Linked DNA regions of Mus musculus: region 2 is linked to region 1. Evidence: chromatin loops called from intact Hi-C (ENCODE). Cell type or tissue: heart. All regions are shown on one strand.

Evidence for each region. Peaks named below come from ENCODE experiments on the same cell type or tissue, not always from the same donor. Only the 100,000 strongest peaks of a DNase experiment are listed, where the experiment ranks them.
Region 2: it touches region 1 in a loop (18-fold over the local background); 3 of 42 quality-filtered maps call a loop at or near these places.

The regions. Positions count from the first base shown.
Region 1 is chr15:7,570,350-7,578,349 of GRCm38, forward strand. No RefSeq gene overlaps it. Among named protein-coding and RNA genes, the nearest start is that of Gm41264, 12 kb to the left of the region's middle. In heart, no CTCF peak of the experiment used is centred here; no DNase peak of the experiment used is centred here; H3K27me3 peaks cover 298 bases.
Region 2 is chr15:7,776,756-7,784,755 of GRCm38, forward strand. It overlaps the pseudogene Gm19227. Among named protein-coding and RNA genes, the nearest start is that of Gdnf, 35 kb to the right of the region's middle. In heart, no CTCF peak of the experiment used is centred here; a DNase peak (open chromatin) is centred at 4,996; H3K27me3 peaks cover 370 bases.

The sequences.
Region 1 (8,000 bases):
AGTGAGTACATATTGTGTGAGTTCCTTTGTGAATGTGTTACCTCACTCAGGATGATGCCCTTCAGGTCCATCCATTTGGCTAGGAATTTCATAAATTCATTCTTTTTAATAGCTGAGTAGTACTCCATTGTGTAAATGTACCACATTTTCTGTATCCATTCCTCTGTTGAGGGGCATCTGGGTTCTTTCCAGCTTCTGGCTATTATAAATAAGGCTGCTATGAACATGGAGCATGTGTCCTTCTTACCAGTTGGGGCATCTTCTGGATATATGCCCAGGAGAGGTATTGCTGGATCCTCCGGTAGTACTATGTCCAATTTTCTGAGGAACCGCCAGACTGATTTCCAGAGTGGTTGTACAAGCCTGCAATCCCACCAACAATGGAGGAGTGTTCCTCTTTCTCCACATCCTCGCCAGCATCTGCTGTCACCTGAATTTTTGATCTTAGTAGAAGTCATTTCTTTTCAGTGTGTTTTATGTCTATTTTGTAAAAGTTAAGTGCCTTTCTCCAGGCCCATGGATAGGAGTTTCTCTGGTTTGTCTAGTCTCAATTCTGCTTCTTACTAACTGCAACCTTGGCCTGGTTATCTAAATTTTCTGCCTTTGTTGCTTCCTTTACAATGTGGGATACCTATAGTAATGGCCTCACAGGGCAGGCCTGAGAGGAACACATGCGATAATGTATGCAACGCACTTAGCATGGTATATGAGTTATGTGTTTATTTATGGTATAAAGTTTTGTGTTACTTTTACTAAATATTCAACATAAACAGTTCACAGGAGGAATGATTTGTCTTGACTCCCAGATACAGAGAATCCAGTTCATGATTGTTTGAGGTCCTGCACTTGAAAAAACTATCTTGGCAGCAAAAGCAAGTGACAGAGGAGCCTCTTACTTCAGAAAGGACAGGAGAGCAAGTGACAGAGGAGCCTCTTACTTCAGAAAGGACAGGAGACAGAGAGTGAAACAAGAAGGGGCCCAGGGACTCATTATCCACATGAATCTACTCCTATCCACCAGACCCAACATCCTAAGTTTCCAGTACACCCCCTCCCTCCCTAATCTCTTACAACAGAGCAGTAGAAGCCAAGCACTCAATACATAAGCCTGGGGGAAATGCTAGATATTCAAGTCAGAGCACATGGCAAACACAATACTCAGTTGACTGTTGATCAGTCATTCCCTTTACAATGTCATAAGCCTATCATTGAAGGGCTGAACAACTATTAATCAGAAAACAAGGAAAATGAGTGAGAACAAAGGTATTTTTTTTCAAGCAAAGTTATAAATGTTTCCATGTTAATAGATAAGTAATAGTACGTAATATAATGTCTTTTAGGTGTTTGTTTGTATTGGAGGTGGGGGTCTCACTATGTAGCCCAGGCTAGCCTTGAGTTCATTGAGATCCTTCTACCTCTGCCTCCCAAGTGATGAGATGAAAGGTATGTACACACACCAGGCTAACAGGCTTCTCAAAAAAAAAAAAAAAATTAGTGCAGGATAAAGAACCCATACTGTCTTTTAGTCAGCATAACATTGAGGATTTCACTCAAAGCAAATATTGGAATAAAGGCTTCACTCTGAATTAATGAAGGGGTTTTGAGTTTCTCATTCAAGTTTTCTGGTATTTCTTTTTCCTATGGTAACCACATGTTTATATCTCTGTTAGGAAAAGGGGACTACTTTGGAATTACCAGTTCATTCAAGCAATAATTCTATTTTGTGATATCTATATCCCTTGGAAATACATTTTACCACAGCTCAATTATTCTCTTTAATAACATATGTAACACACATTCCTTCCTTCTACCAGACAGCCTGATTATATCTTCTTGCTTCAATGCAAGCAATGCCATTCACCATCCTTGCAAAAATAAGTAAATAAATAAAGGATAATAAAAGTAAAAGTTACAAAATGAGGGAGCAGAGGACTTCAACCCAAAGAGTGGCTATGTATGATCTTTTTCCTGAGCTTTTACAGTTTAGGTCTTTAAGACTCTTGTGAGTCTCTCAGCCCTGAGTCATCTCAGGGATGGCAGTAGCATTTGAGATGTTGTGCCAAAGAATTATCAAGAACCAAAACATCAAAATTACTCCCATGTGGGTGTGAAACTCAATCTTCTTGACTTTTGAAACAGAGGAGATGGCTCCATCATGAGTCCACCATTTTCGATACCAGTAATTGCACACTGAATCAGAGGACTGATGGGGAATGGAATTGGAACACTGGAGATAATTTAAGAATAGCTTAGGTAACTAGACCCAGTCTTTGAAGAATAACTCTCTAGGGGAGGTCTCAAATGATCTTGAGTCTTGACCACAATTCCTTGGACACCACCGCAGAAAAAGAAAACACCATTTATGTTTATATGGCATCTGAGGAGTCAGCTTGAAGTGGTTTTTATAGCCATTTTCACAAGTGATTTAAGTCACTAATTAATTGGCAAATCTTCATCGCCCCTCTAGTTCAGTTATCTAGGTCAAGAAAAATAAGCATGTCAATGCTGTCAGCACTGATGTCCATATGGCTTTGTGGGGTGTATTTCTTTGGTGGGCTGAACTAAGTGACACATTTAACATAGTCAACTTGAAGTTCAAAAGTGAGTCTATTTCCTGCTTGGTCTATGGTCTTGGTTTTTCAAGCTGATTTAAGACAAGCCTATGAAGTCCAAAAGTGTCTTTGAAAGTGTTGGCATTTCGTCTAGGCTCCACCCCACACTTACCTAGCAATAGCCAGGTGTGTCTGACTCACTATAGAAGGGGCTGCTTGCCCCCTCTCCTTGCCCTCTTGTTTTCTTGTTCTTTTGATCTCTTCTCTTCTTCTCTTGCTCCTGCTCCCTTACCCTCTTCCCCTTCTCCCATCTCTCTTCACATGTGCATGGATGACCCCCTGCCCTCCCCTCCCTATGCCCTGAATAAACTCTATTTTATACTATACCATTGTGTGTGGCTGGTAATTGGGGGGAAGGGATGCCTCAGGATGGACCTGCAGAGGTTCCCTCTTCTCTGCACACCTTACCATACCTCCACCAAACATAACCCTGCCTTCTCTCTCTTCTTTTTATAAAACATAAGAGAAAGTCTTTAGAAAACAAAACAAATAGATGAACATGCAGGTTATAAATATACAGATTTATAATAGATGGATAGATGGGTGGTTGGATGGAGATAGATAGATAGATAGATAGATAGATAGATAGATAGATAGATAGGTAGGTAGATAGATAGATAGATGCCAGGTAAGATCGACTGATAGATGTCAGATAAGATAGATAATAGATAGATGTCAGATAAGATAATGCATAGACAGACAGACAGACAGTTGGACAGACAGATAATACTCATAAGGGTCATCTAAATATTAGGCATAAGGATGAAATGATACAGGAAGCTATCTTTTTTTTCTTCCCTCACTGGTATTTCTACTCTAATGAAAGATTTCCACAGTAGGTAGATAATCTTATAAAGAACACAAAACTTATCACTAAATCAAATGCTTAAAAGTGACAGAAAAAACAAGGAAGCAAAACAGTCAGAGAGCTCAGGGAAGACTTCACTGAGAAGGGATTATTAAGGTGTAATTTGAAGGGAACTTGAGGTTCTAAGTAGAGAGATGAACCTATGTAAAGATAACATGGTAGGAGAAAGCAACGAGGGTAGGAAGTAAAAGAAACTAGTGGAGTAGCACAGAGCAAGGGGAAATATGAAAGAGGGCGCTGAGAACGTGCACCTGCTGTGTTTTGTCTGCACTTTCTGAACAATTACACAACAGGCAGTGACTGACAATGTTTAAAGAGAAGTGTGACAAGGTTAGAATTACAGTTCTGTTACCACCAGCCTATGTGAGTGTGGGGAGTCGACAGGAAGGACCACCCAGGGACAAGAAGAAACTCAAAATATCAGGAGAAAGCTGTTGCTCTTCTCTGGTACGGATGCGACTTAGGATCAAGATGCTGTCCACAGAGATAGCACAGGAAAACTAGCAGGAATTGAATTGAATTTAAAGAATGAAAGGGGAATAGACCAGGCTTATGCACAAAAAGCAACTTCTTTGGATTGTGGCAGGAAAGGAACAAAATAACAACACTTCCATTGCCAAGTACTGCTCATGACTCAGGCAAGTGGTATCCAGAGTCTGCATCCAGACCTCTGAGTATCGTGTGCTGCTCAGAGGCCTCACACTCAACTCTCAGAAATAATCTACAACAAAACTCTTAGAAACCAGAAAATAGAAAACTGTGGAGATCTATTTTTGGTAAGACACAGACATAAAGATGACCACCTTCAAAATAACAAAAGTAAGTAATAAATAAGCTCAAACTGACATTTTTCTTTAAGCCATAAAGCCCCATTACATACCTAGGTATGCACACACCTAAACAAACCAATCACAAAGATAAATACATCAAAGAAGAGCATAAAATGATAACTATTTTCATACCTGGGGCAACTTGCCTAGCATGTGTTGGGGAGGCAATCAGCCCATAAACATGGACAAAAGTTTGTTGGGATGAGGAAAAAAAAATCAGCTGACCTTTTAACAGCAGTGTAAACTCTATGAAATGTTGGAATCTGGAAGAGTCCCAAACACAAAAATAAATTTCTCAGAACAATTCTCCACCCTGGGAAATTTGCCAACTCAGCAGCAGTTGGGGCAGAGCTAAAAAGTAAGGAGCTCTCTGCTGCTTTTCATCCCTTACACTAATCAAGTCCCAGAGCTGTCTACAAAATCTAACTAAATAAGCTGCCACTGAACGCTCCCTAGCTCAAAAATTGAAAGCACCAAAGAGATCAGACCTTCATACTAGCAGCAAGGATTTTGGCTTGAGTCTGAAAAGATAAGAACAGTCACCGTCCTCTCAGTAGCAAAAAGGAAACTGAAATTAAAGTCGCATCTTGTACCCAGCCCAACTATACAGTCCAGGTGGACTTTTCAGGAAAAAAAAAAAAAAAAACTCTCAAATTTTTGGACATTCAGGAAAACAAACAAACAAAAAACTCTTTCCTAAGTTTTTGGACAAGGAAAATAGAAAATTCTTTCTGGAAAGAACACAGCAAAAACATACCATCTGGTTTAATCTCTACTGGTAACTTGATGGAAGTGACTAAAATATTATGGAAAAACTACAGACACACAAAGAAGAATAGAAATGTAACCTATAACCAAAAGAGTAAACAACCAATAAAGGCAGAAGCCTGAATGACCAGAGGTTGGAATCTAGAAGGCATCTTTGAAATAACTACTTTAAATATGTTTAAAGGTTTAGAAATAACAATGAACAAAAAACAGCAGAGTTTCATCAGAAAAAACCAAAGCTCTAAAGAAACCCTAGAAAGATGTTCTAGAACAGAAAAGCATGATATCTAGAACAACAACAAAAATATAGCAATATTTCAACAAAAATATAGCAAATAGCCTCGGGACAGAGTGGAACAAAAGAAAGAGGAAGAACACAAGGATAGATGCACAGAAAATAGCAGATAGGATGTGTGGAAAGAGAAATCAGGGCTCAATGTTCAGAGTACACTATCAAGGATACTTGAGTTAAGAAAAAATGATGGCCCATACATATGGAATTATATTTGTATTATTGAAATACCAGTGTATTTTCTCCAAAATCTAATCTATTGTCCTTCCTCTCTCCTTGTTCTATAACCAGAATGCCTCTTATTAAACAGCAGGAGAGTTCTGCCAAGGATCAAGACACTTTGCTTCTTGGGAAAACCTTGTCTGTCATCCCCACCACTGACTGGGACCACCTAATCCTTTCAGTCTTCATCTAGAACATCAACAGCTACTTCCATGTCCTTCCACTTCTGTTAGAAAGTTTCCATTCATCATCCGCTCCATTGAGTTTCTGACAGCAGGTGGCTGGGAAGGAGGCATTCAGCTTCTTCTCCACACAGCCAACTGCCTAGGAGGTGACAGAAAAAAAAAGAGCAAGAGGTAACAGCGAACTTAATCAAATATTTTTATGGAGTGGCAATGAAAGCAGAACATATCAAAATGTGTGGATATTTCTGAACCAGCATTTAGAGATAAAGTGATGGATTCCAAAGTTTACAACAGAAAATAAGAATGGTACATAGCCAAGGAAATAACTGTGGATTGAGACAAAGCAGAGCTGCTTGCAAACAGTATGACTGCACGTACAGCAAATCCACAGTGACTGTGAAAGCAGTGAGCAGAACACTATCACATCATGGAATACAGTGGGAATTTACAAATATTAACATGCGCTTCTATTCTCTATACCAACAACAAACAGAGAGATGGGGAGAGAAGGGGGGAGAAAGAGAGGAAGGAGAGAGAGAGAGAGATTTAATACAATGTATAAACCCCGTTTTCCTATAACTACAGAAATGCTGCACAGAAGATGTAAAAGGCCAAAATGAATGGAGCAATACACAGACAGAGAGCTCTAGTCTGAGCAGTTAAGGCAGGAAGAGCCATTATTGTTGAGGTATCTATTTTACCCAAATTAGTATAGAGATTAAATATCTTCTCACCAGAATCCCAGCCTCACTCTCTGGAGATTTTAAGGCTGGGAAACCCAAGTTAAAAGAGTGTGCTGACATGAGGAAACACAAATAGATCAATTAAAAACAAAGAGTCCATAAAGATTCTGTAAGCCTATATCCAGTTCTTTTCAACAGAGTTCAATGGGCTTATTCACAGTAGTGATGAGACACCAAGTGTTTCTAGAAAAATGAGCATCAGTGAAGGAACGAAAGGAAACTTGCGTTGACCTGCACTGCAGCGCAAAGCTTGTTTGGGGACGATTATGGGTCGAATTCTGAAGCTTTAAAAACAAGTCTTCTCATGATAGGGATCGTGAAGGTTTTTTTTTTTCCCAGAATGCAGAAAGCACTAAAAGGGAAAAGTAATGTTCAGCTTTGTCAAGATTAAAAGCTTCTACAAATTTAAGACACTGTTACGAAGGCAAAGCAAAGGCAAGCTGTGACTGTAAGAAGAGGCTTGTGATTCGTGCTCATGAAGAGTTGTAGTTCCACAATATATAGAGTTCTAAAAATCAATACATTTAAATTTTTTACCCATATACAAAGGGTAAAATGTTTTGAATAGGTCTTTCCCAAGAAAAGTGTTAGGAATTACCAATAAGCACACAAAAAGATGATAATCATTTTAGGTTATTGGGAAAATGTCCAGGAAACCATAGTGAGACAACCCCATCTGACTGAAATTAAGAACTGGTCATACCAAATGATGACAATAATGTGTAGCAACTGGAATGCTCAAATCATATTGATAAGGATGTATTGATAAGGATGTATTGATAAGGATGTATTGATAAGGATGTATTGATAAGGATGTATTGATAAGGATGTATTGATAAGGATGTATTGATAAGGATGTATTGATAAGGATGTATTGATAAGGATGAAGGAAGGTACCTCTTTGGGAAACCTTTGCAAGCTTTTTACAGGGATTCTGCTCTGTGATGACTTCACTCCTAGGAACTACAGGCCAGCTACAAAAGGCTCAGTGTATAAATATTCATAACAACTTTCCTCAAAATAGCCCCAAACTATTTTTAAAAAGAAGCTATACATCAGGCAAACCATTCAATTGTGAAGCCATAGATTGATTACTACTCACCCATAAACATGGTAAAGACAGATGCAATAATATAAGTGGGTACCGACTGGCAAGCCCAGCCGAAAAAGAGAACACACTACTGTTGACATTCAGCAAGGATCACAACATGGTGATGGAAATTAGTAGAGAGGTTTCCTCTAGGGATAAAGGAATGTATAGAACATGGGTATCTGACATTTTAGTTTCTCTGGACCATACTGGATGAAGAAGCATTATCTTGTATCACGATAAATACTTAAAAGTTTATCCAGTACCTTTCTGAAGAGTAAAGCATATTAGGAGAGAGAGAGAGAGAGAGAGAGAGAGAGAGAGAGAGAATATAAATCCCTTTAGGAAAACAAGCATACTTCAGTCATTGAAAACACACAGTAAAATTGT
Region 2 (8,000 bases), 210 kb after region 1:
GATTCTTAGCTTCCTGCCCCTATTGTCATGCCTACCAGACGTTGCCACACCTCCCCGTCATGTAGGGCTCAGCCCCTCTGGAATAGTAAGCTAGAAGAAAAACTCTTCCTTTCACAACTTGCTTCTGGTCATGGTATTTTATGGCAACAGAAAAGTGACTAATACAGTGGATGAGCTCTGAAAAGCAAGGACATGTGCACTTCTACTCAACAGCAGTGTGGGCAGAGCTGGACCATTCTGCACCCCTGTGGGGAGCCACCTGCTTCCTCTGGCTTCCAGAGCTCCACTGCTGCACACACTAATGCTGGGATGCCAACCAACTGGGGGACTGACTGTCATAAGCCAATCCATACTCTACCTTAGAGTATTTGCTGATTTTCCCCCAGAGACATGTTTCCTTGTGTAGTTCTTGTCTAGCTTTCTCTAAGGCTTTTCATTTGAAATGTTGTTTCTGGAATCTCCACCTTCCACGTGGGCCCACATTATTCTCTCAGTCACATCCACTGACAGTCTCTTAGGCCAGCTTTACACGTGGAAGAAGCATTGCCACCCTCAGAAAGAAGCAAAGAGATTGGGAAAGTCCTGATAGGCTGATGGTGTGACTGGGCTTCCATACCACAGAAGGCTGCTGACCAAAAGCAAGGGTGTGGCTGAGAAGAGCATCTTATTTGTCTTTTAAATGCTCCCCGGTTTCCCATAGTGTTCCCTAAAGCCCTGCCCCCACCCTGCCCCCAACAAACCAGGTCTGTCCCATCAGCTCATCCCTCACTATCCCTCACATCCATTAAGGGCACTCCTGAAATACTGATAAAAACATCTCATCCTATACGGCAATGTTTACTTACCAGAATTCCTCACAGAGAATATATTTGGAGGAAATATTTAGGTTAGCTACATGGATAGGAGAGCTGTGGTCTCAAAGATGCCCTCATTCAGCAAACAGTGGCCAATGAACTAGCATTCATAAAATAAGAGAGAGAAAAGTCTGTGGCTAAGAGGAGGGCGGGCCACTGTTGGCAGGACTGACCTGGTTCGTCATTACTGTCAACTTGGCAAAGTTTGAAATCACCTGGGAGATACACTTCCCGGCACGCCTGTGAAAGCGTTTCCACAGGAGTTCAACTGAGGTGAGAAGATCCGTTCTGTGGCTGTACCATTCCACGGGCTGGAGTCCCTCGTTGAGCAAAAGACAAATCGTGAGCCAAGGAACAGCATTTATCTCTTTCCTTCCTGACTTCAGACAGAACCCAAACAGCTATTCCATACCCCTGCTCCCCGCCCTCCCCACCATGATGGACTGTACTCTCAAATGATGAGACAGAATAAACCTTCCACCCTTAAGTCACTATCATCAGACATTTTTCCTTAGCAAAAATAAAAGCAATAAAGAAACCAAAGCAATACTGACAAAAAAAAAATATCAGTTATCTGCAAGCATTTGTAAGTCTCGCACTGCTGCAACCTCCATTTATTAACTTGTATAACTCTTACGGTAACTCTATCTAATCTGTCATCCCTATTTCACAAATGAAAATGACAAAGCTCCTGGCCAAGCTCCTGCCTTGACCAGGGTTACCTGACACTTAACTGATAGAGATAGGAAACAACTGTCTGACTCTAGAGTCAGGGCCAGGAGCAGGTCCGCTCTGTTGCCTCAAAGGGAAGCCTCTTATGTCAGTAGAAGACAGCAGACAAAGACTCCAAGGGTGTGACCAAATATAAGCAACTAGAGGGCTAAGACGCCACATTCTTTAATGAACTGCAAGAAAGGGAAACAGAAGTTACCTCACAGTGAGAAACTAGACATTCCCGTATGAGGAGACACAGTGTAGAAATGAAGATGGAGTTAGCTAGGAAGCTGCTCTGTAATGACACCCTCCTCATCGCCCCTTTGAAATCTTCGCTCATGTTGACATTGCTCATTTGGGGAGGGGGAGGTGTAGGACCCTTGAGGGGAGGTAGCAGCAGGAAAAGGCTTGTGATGTGTTTGTGTGTTTATCTGTGCATCTGTGGACAGTTGTGGGGCAAAGACAATACTAGACAGTTCCGTTTTTACTTACTCTACCTTTAGTTACACAAAGAACACGCATATGAGAGACAGCTTCAATTTTGCAATATATATGTATATGTATATGTATATGTATATGTATATGTATATGTATAATATCTAAACACACTCAATGAAAACCCATAGGAAACATCAGTCTGCCCTGGAAGCCACCACTCCTTCCCCGTCTTTCCTGCAGGGACATGTAGCATTATAGCAGAATAATCCCTTCACCAACAGCTGGAACCATCAGTTCAGGATCCTTGGGATCAGAGTCCACAAATGTGGCTACCCTCTCTCTAGGTCCTCTGGATGCCCCAGCCCCTCCAAGGCAGATCGATATAATTAATTCCTGTGTATAAGGATTAGCCTTGCTGGGCAAAAGTCTCTTTCCAAGACGTGAGGTGGACAGACCCATTTGGCGGATCTGGAGGAAGTATAGAATCAGAGCCTGCTGGTTCTATTCAGCTGTTTGCTGTTGTCCCATTACTTTGTTCTGTGACTTTAAAGTCAGATGACCACCCAGATGATGCTTACAAAATAATATACCAAACCTTAGCTGCTCAAGCCATCGTTGTCATCCTTTGAAGAACAGAATCACATTTCTCAGTCACCTGTGTGTTTGACTGATCCACAGAGATGGATTATAAACCCCACATTCCCATTACCACTCATACCATACTTCAGTACATACGTCATACAGTACGTCACACGCCATTACCACTCATACCATACTTCAGTACATACGTCATACAGTACGTCACACGCCATTACCACTCATACCATACTTCAGTACATACGTCATACAGTACGTCACACGCCATTACCACTCATACCATACTTCAGTACATACTTCATACAGTACGTCACACGCCATTACCACTCATACCATACTTCAGTACATACGTCATACAGTACGTCACACGCCATTACCACTCATACCATACTTCAGTACATACTTCATACAGTACGTCACACGCCATTACCACTCATACCATACTTCAGTACATACTTCATACAGTACGTCACACGCCATTACCACTCATACCATACTTCAGTACATACGTCATACAGTACGTCACACGCCATTACCACTCATACCATACTTCAGTACATACGTCATACAGTACGTCACATGCCAGGGAAATGAACAACTTTGGGGATTTGTTCTCTGGACATCAGGCAAAAGAAGAAAGAGGAATTTGTCATCAGTCTGCTACATATCTGAATCATACAGCTGAGGACACTGAAGCTGACAATGTGAACATGTGCAGTCCTGGTGGATTTACTAAACAGACAGCTTTGTGTGATGGGATGGGTCGTAGGCCATCAGAAAACAAAAAGAAACAGAAAAAATAGCAGCCAACAGAGACTGCAATGGCCTCCGGGAGAACAGTCAGTGGAAGGTGACTTGGAGCTCACTTTCTAAAATGGAGCTCACTTTCTAAAATTAATCCCCCGCCCTGCTCCCACCTCCTGAACCTTTGACACGGCAGAGAGACAAGGAAAGGCAAGTGACATCCAAGCCAGCACATGGTCCACCACAGAAAGGTCATGGGAGACGCTAAATTTTCATTGTGTATCCATTGTACCTGGCACTGTGTTATGCAAAGACACTGTCATACATGTTAATATGTTAAATATATGCCCATATATCATAATCATATATGATAAGTACATGGCCAGGTCCTTCTAGTCTCCCCTTTCTCAGCCCTCACCACTTCTTTGTCCTAAGAGTTTTATTTCTGTTTTCATGTCATATACATGTATCTATATGAAGTCTAGGAATCACAAATAAGAGGAAACATGACACTTCCTAAAGCTGGTTTGATTTGCCATATGGTCTCTAGTTGCACACATTTTCCTACAAGCGACATAACTTCATCCTTTTTTGGTTTGTTTGGTTGGTTGGTTGGTTGGTTGGTTGGTTGGTTGGTTTTTGTTTTTTGTTATTTTTCGAGATAATGTTTCTCTGTGTAGCCCTGGCTGTCCTGGAACTCACTTTGTAAACCAGGTTGGGCTCGAACTCAGAAATCTGCCTGCCTCTGCCTCCCAAGTGCTGGGATTAAAGGCGTGCACCACCACGCCCAGCTTTCATCCACAAGTACCGGGACACTAGATCCACTCACCAAGAGGTCACTGAATCATTCTAATGATTCTAGCCTAATCAATGGAATAATACACTGATGGATTCATTTGCTACAGAGGGATGCCCAACTTGAAGGAAGTAGTTTCCTGAGAAGACATCCTAGTCCTTGGATGCCATCTTGCCTAGCTCTCTCTCTCTCTCTCTCTCTCTCTCTCTCTCTCTCTCTCTCTCTCTCACTCTTACTCTCTTTCCCTTTTCCTCCTTCCCTCCTCCTTTTTTCTTTTTCTCTCTCTTGTCTCTCCTCTTCCACCATTCCCAGACAGCACAAAATGAACACCTTCACTTTCAACATCTTTCTGCTATGATGCTCTGCCTACTTCAGGTCCAAAAGCAATGGACCCAGAGATCATTCCATGTATTCTGATAGCAAGAAACAAAACAAATTCTTCTTCCTTTTAGATGGTTTCAGCAACAGAAGGTCCGAGTAACAAATTGAACAGTCTTCTAGATCATTCAGTCTCATGGGTTTCCTCTCTGACTTTCGCATCCCTCCCCAATATAATTCTTGAGGAAAAATTGGTTTAATGGAGAGAGGAGAGAGGGCTTAGTCTGCATTGTCCCACCCTCAGGCCCCTATAGCATTCCCCTTAGTTTCTACTAAGAAAACCTTCAATGTGGAAGTCTACGGCTGAGCAACATTTTCAGAGCATTCTCTGGCATAGCCAGAGACCTGCTACCTTGGCCCTCCATGAACTACCCACTCTTATTATCTCTGGCCCATGTTTTCCATTTCATATCTATTCCGTCAGTCCCTGTGATGACAGCTTCTTGGAGCATTCATCAGCCAGAGCTGCCCATGGCACTCATAGCACACTCGCTCAGTGGGTTTGGGTGTGACTTCTCATTGCAGGACCCTGCCAGCCACGACACTGAATCTGTCATTCTGGAGCTATTGGTGATCCCCTAAGAGGCATATCTCTTGGCAGCGTTCTGTGCTCAGGAGACAATAATCACCTGAAGGGTAAACATACCCATTATACACAGAATCTTTATTGTATAATCCTGCGATTAATCCTAACAGAGCTAATAAAGATCATTATCCAAGTACATTAGCATGTAATCTAGAACTTGTGGAAATCCAACAATTTTTAATCCACGATCACTTCAAAATCATAATCATAACTAGCAATCTAACTCCACCTGAAGGATCATGGGAAAATGCAGAGTTCCTAGACCTGCATAGAGAACAGATTACCAGCTACCACAAGCAGAGGGACACCGAGCATTCTCAAGTTAGATACACAGCTAGAGTTGTCCTTGGGCATCAGTAGTGATCTTGCTGGCCTGGCCATTTTGGAAGTGTGCCATGGCCCTCACACCATTCAAGCCACCTTCTCTCACCTTCCCAAAGTCTACATACTACTTGAGCACTCAAGCTTGGTAGTGCAAATGGGTAAATGAAAACCTGGGACCTGTCTGTGTTGGGTCCAGCATTTGCCCTGGATAAGATGCCTGGACGTGTATACTTCAGAGTAAAGTTCACTCAAATTCTACCTGTAGAAACATTTGCCACTATGGTGGTTATGGCATGGGAAGTCACCAGCCTGGCATATAAACCCTCAAAGTAATTCTATAAAGCAAAAGGCAGGATAAAGGAAGAATGTTGCTGTGGGTTGGGAGGGGTGGTGTAAATACAATACTCATATATAAAATCCTTCCCAGAATTTATAGCACAGACATTTAGCAGTCACTGATTTTTTTTTGGTTTTTTTTTTTTTTTTGCAAATGATCTGAAAGAGATGTAGCCTAAGAACTTGTCATCAGTGGTGATGTTGAGGAAGCTGCCATGGTTGACTCCAGGAGAAAGAAACATCTGCAAAACTGGTCCATGGTTCAATGCCATCTACATATGAAGTGACATTGGCAAATATTTATCAAATACCCATTAAAGTTTGATAAAGAGAGAAAAGCAAGCTCTCAACATTGAAAGAACATGTCATCAAAGCCAGTGTTTCTTAACGGGAGATAATTTTTCCCCCTGGAAACATTTGGCAACACAGAAAATGATTTTAGTTGCCACAGTGAGGAGGGTGTCCTATGGACATCTAGTGGGTGGTGGCCAGAGATGCTGCTCAGTAACCTACGAGGCACAAAACAGACCCCAATAACAAACATTTATTTGGCTAAGAATGTCAGTAATGCTAAGATTGAGAAACCCCGAGCTGAAGACCAGAGAACTATAAACAGTGGCGCACTGGTAAACATTAACAACAGGATCTCTGGGGGAGGGAGGCAGTCTCCATTTGCAATGTTTACCAGCTTACATGGTATTCAGACTTCAACCGTGGCTGATTTCAAACTTACACGGGGTGGCATGAGATGCAGAGCTAAGAAAGCAGGACGCAGCAGGGCTCGACTGCTTGCCACTTTCTCGTACAGTCACAACAGGTCTAAACCAGCCCGGGGGCCTATAGAGCAGTAAAGTCCTAAGAGGAACAGATGATGGTGGATTCCTAGCATTCTACTGTGGTTTAAGATGAAACTCATTTAAACGTGTTCACGTAATTCATTTTTATAATGTATTTATTGAATAATTGGCTTAAAAAACTACTAAGAATTGAATGTAGGCCTCTGTGAGCCCACAGGAACCTTTGAAAGCATCCCTGGATAGAGATAAGAGGGCTGAAGGGGGCAAGAAGCCAACATACAATATAAAGCGGTGCCCTGCACCAAAGCTGTGACTAGTGGAGAGGTCCCTTGGGAGATGTCCTGAACCATGTGGTACCTTGTGAACTAGGTAAGAGCCACCCAGAAAAGGAAAGAGGTGGGATGCACTCCCTAATGCTGGACCCCACTGCCTGTGCTTTAAAATGTCTAGACTCAGCCTTCCTGTGCAATTGCATCGAATTATAAAAGCAAAGAGGAGTCCCATTTACCATACATGATAATGTTTGCTGTCGGTGCCAATTTGGATAAGCTAAGGGACACCTAGACAGCTAGTAAAACAATTTTGAGTATGTCTTTGAGAGAACTGGCAAGAAGAAAAGGCGCAGAGGAAAGGGAATTCTCCCTCTTCTGACGAGGGGACACTTATTTTTCTGCCCTTAGGCATCAGAGCTCCAAATGTTCAGACCTTGGTCTAGGCTGGGTTTTACCACTGGCTACCCTGGTTCTCCATTCTTTGGATTCAAATTGAATTGTTCCACTGGCCTCCATGTTCTCTAGCTTACAGACAACATGTTGAACGACGTCTCAACTTCCATAAGCCAGTTCTCATAATAATCTCCGCATCCATCTACTTACCTGCCTCCTATTATTTGTGACTAATACACTATACTAAAAACACAGTACTCCTCCATTCCCTCCCTAATGCAACAGAAAAAAATAGATTTCAAAAAGGGAAATATTGATAAGTTTAATATTGATATAACTATTGATAAAATTGATGGTTATCAAGGCCATTCACATACTTGTATCACAGCTCCACATTACAGTCCACCCAGGGCCACCTGCTCACAGGAGAACCTCTGGACCCTCTCACATCAACCATCAATCAAGAAAACATCCTACATACTTTTCTTTTTTTTTTTTTTCTGGGATGAAGCGTTTTATTTTTTAGACAGTGGTATCTAGGATGACATTGTTACTCTGTCATAGAGTAGCAATTTTAAATCTCTGTCTTTTTCTTTTTTTTCTTTTTTTTTAATTAGATAATTTCTTCATTTACATTTCCAGTGCTATCCCAAAAGTCCCCCACACCCTCCCACCCCACTCCCCTACCCACCCACTCCCACTTCTTGGCCCTGGCGTTCCCCTGTACTGAGGCACACAAAGTTTGCACGACCAATGGGCCTCTCTTTGCAG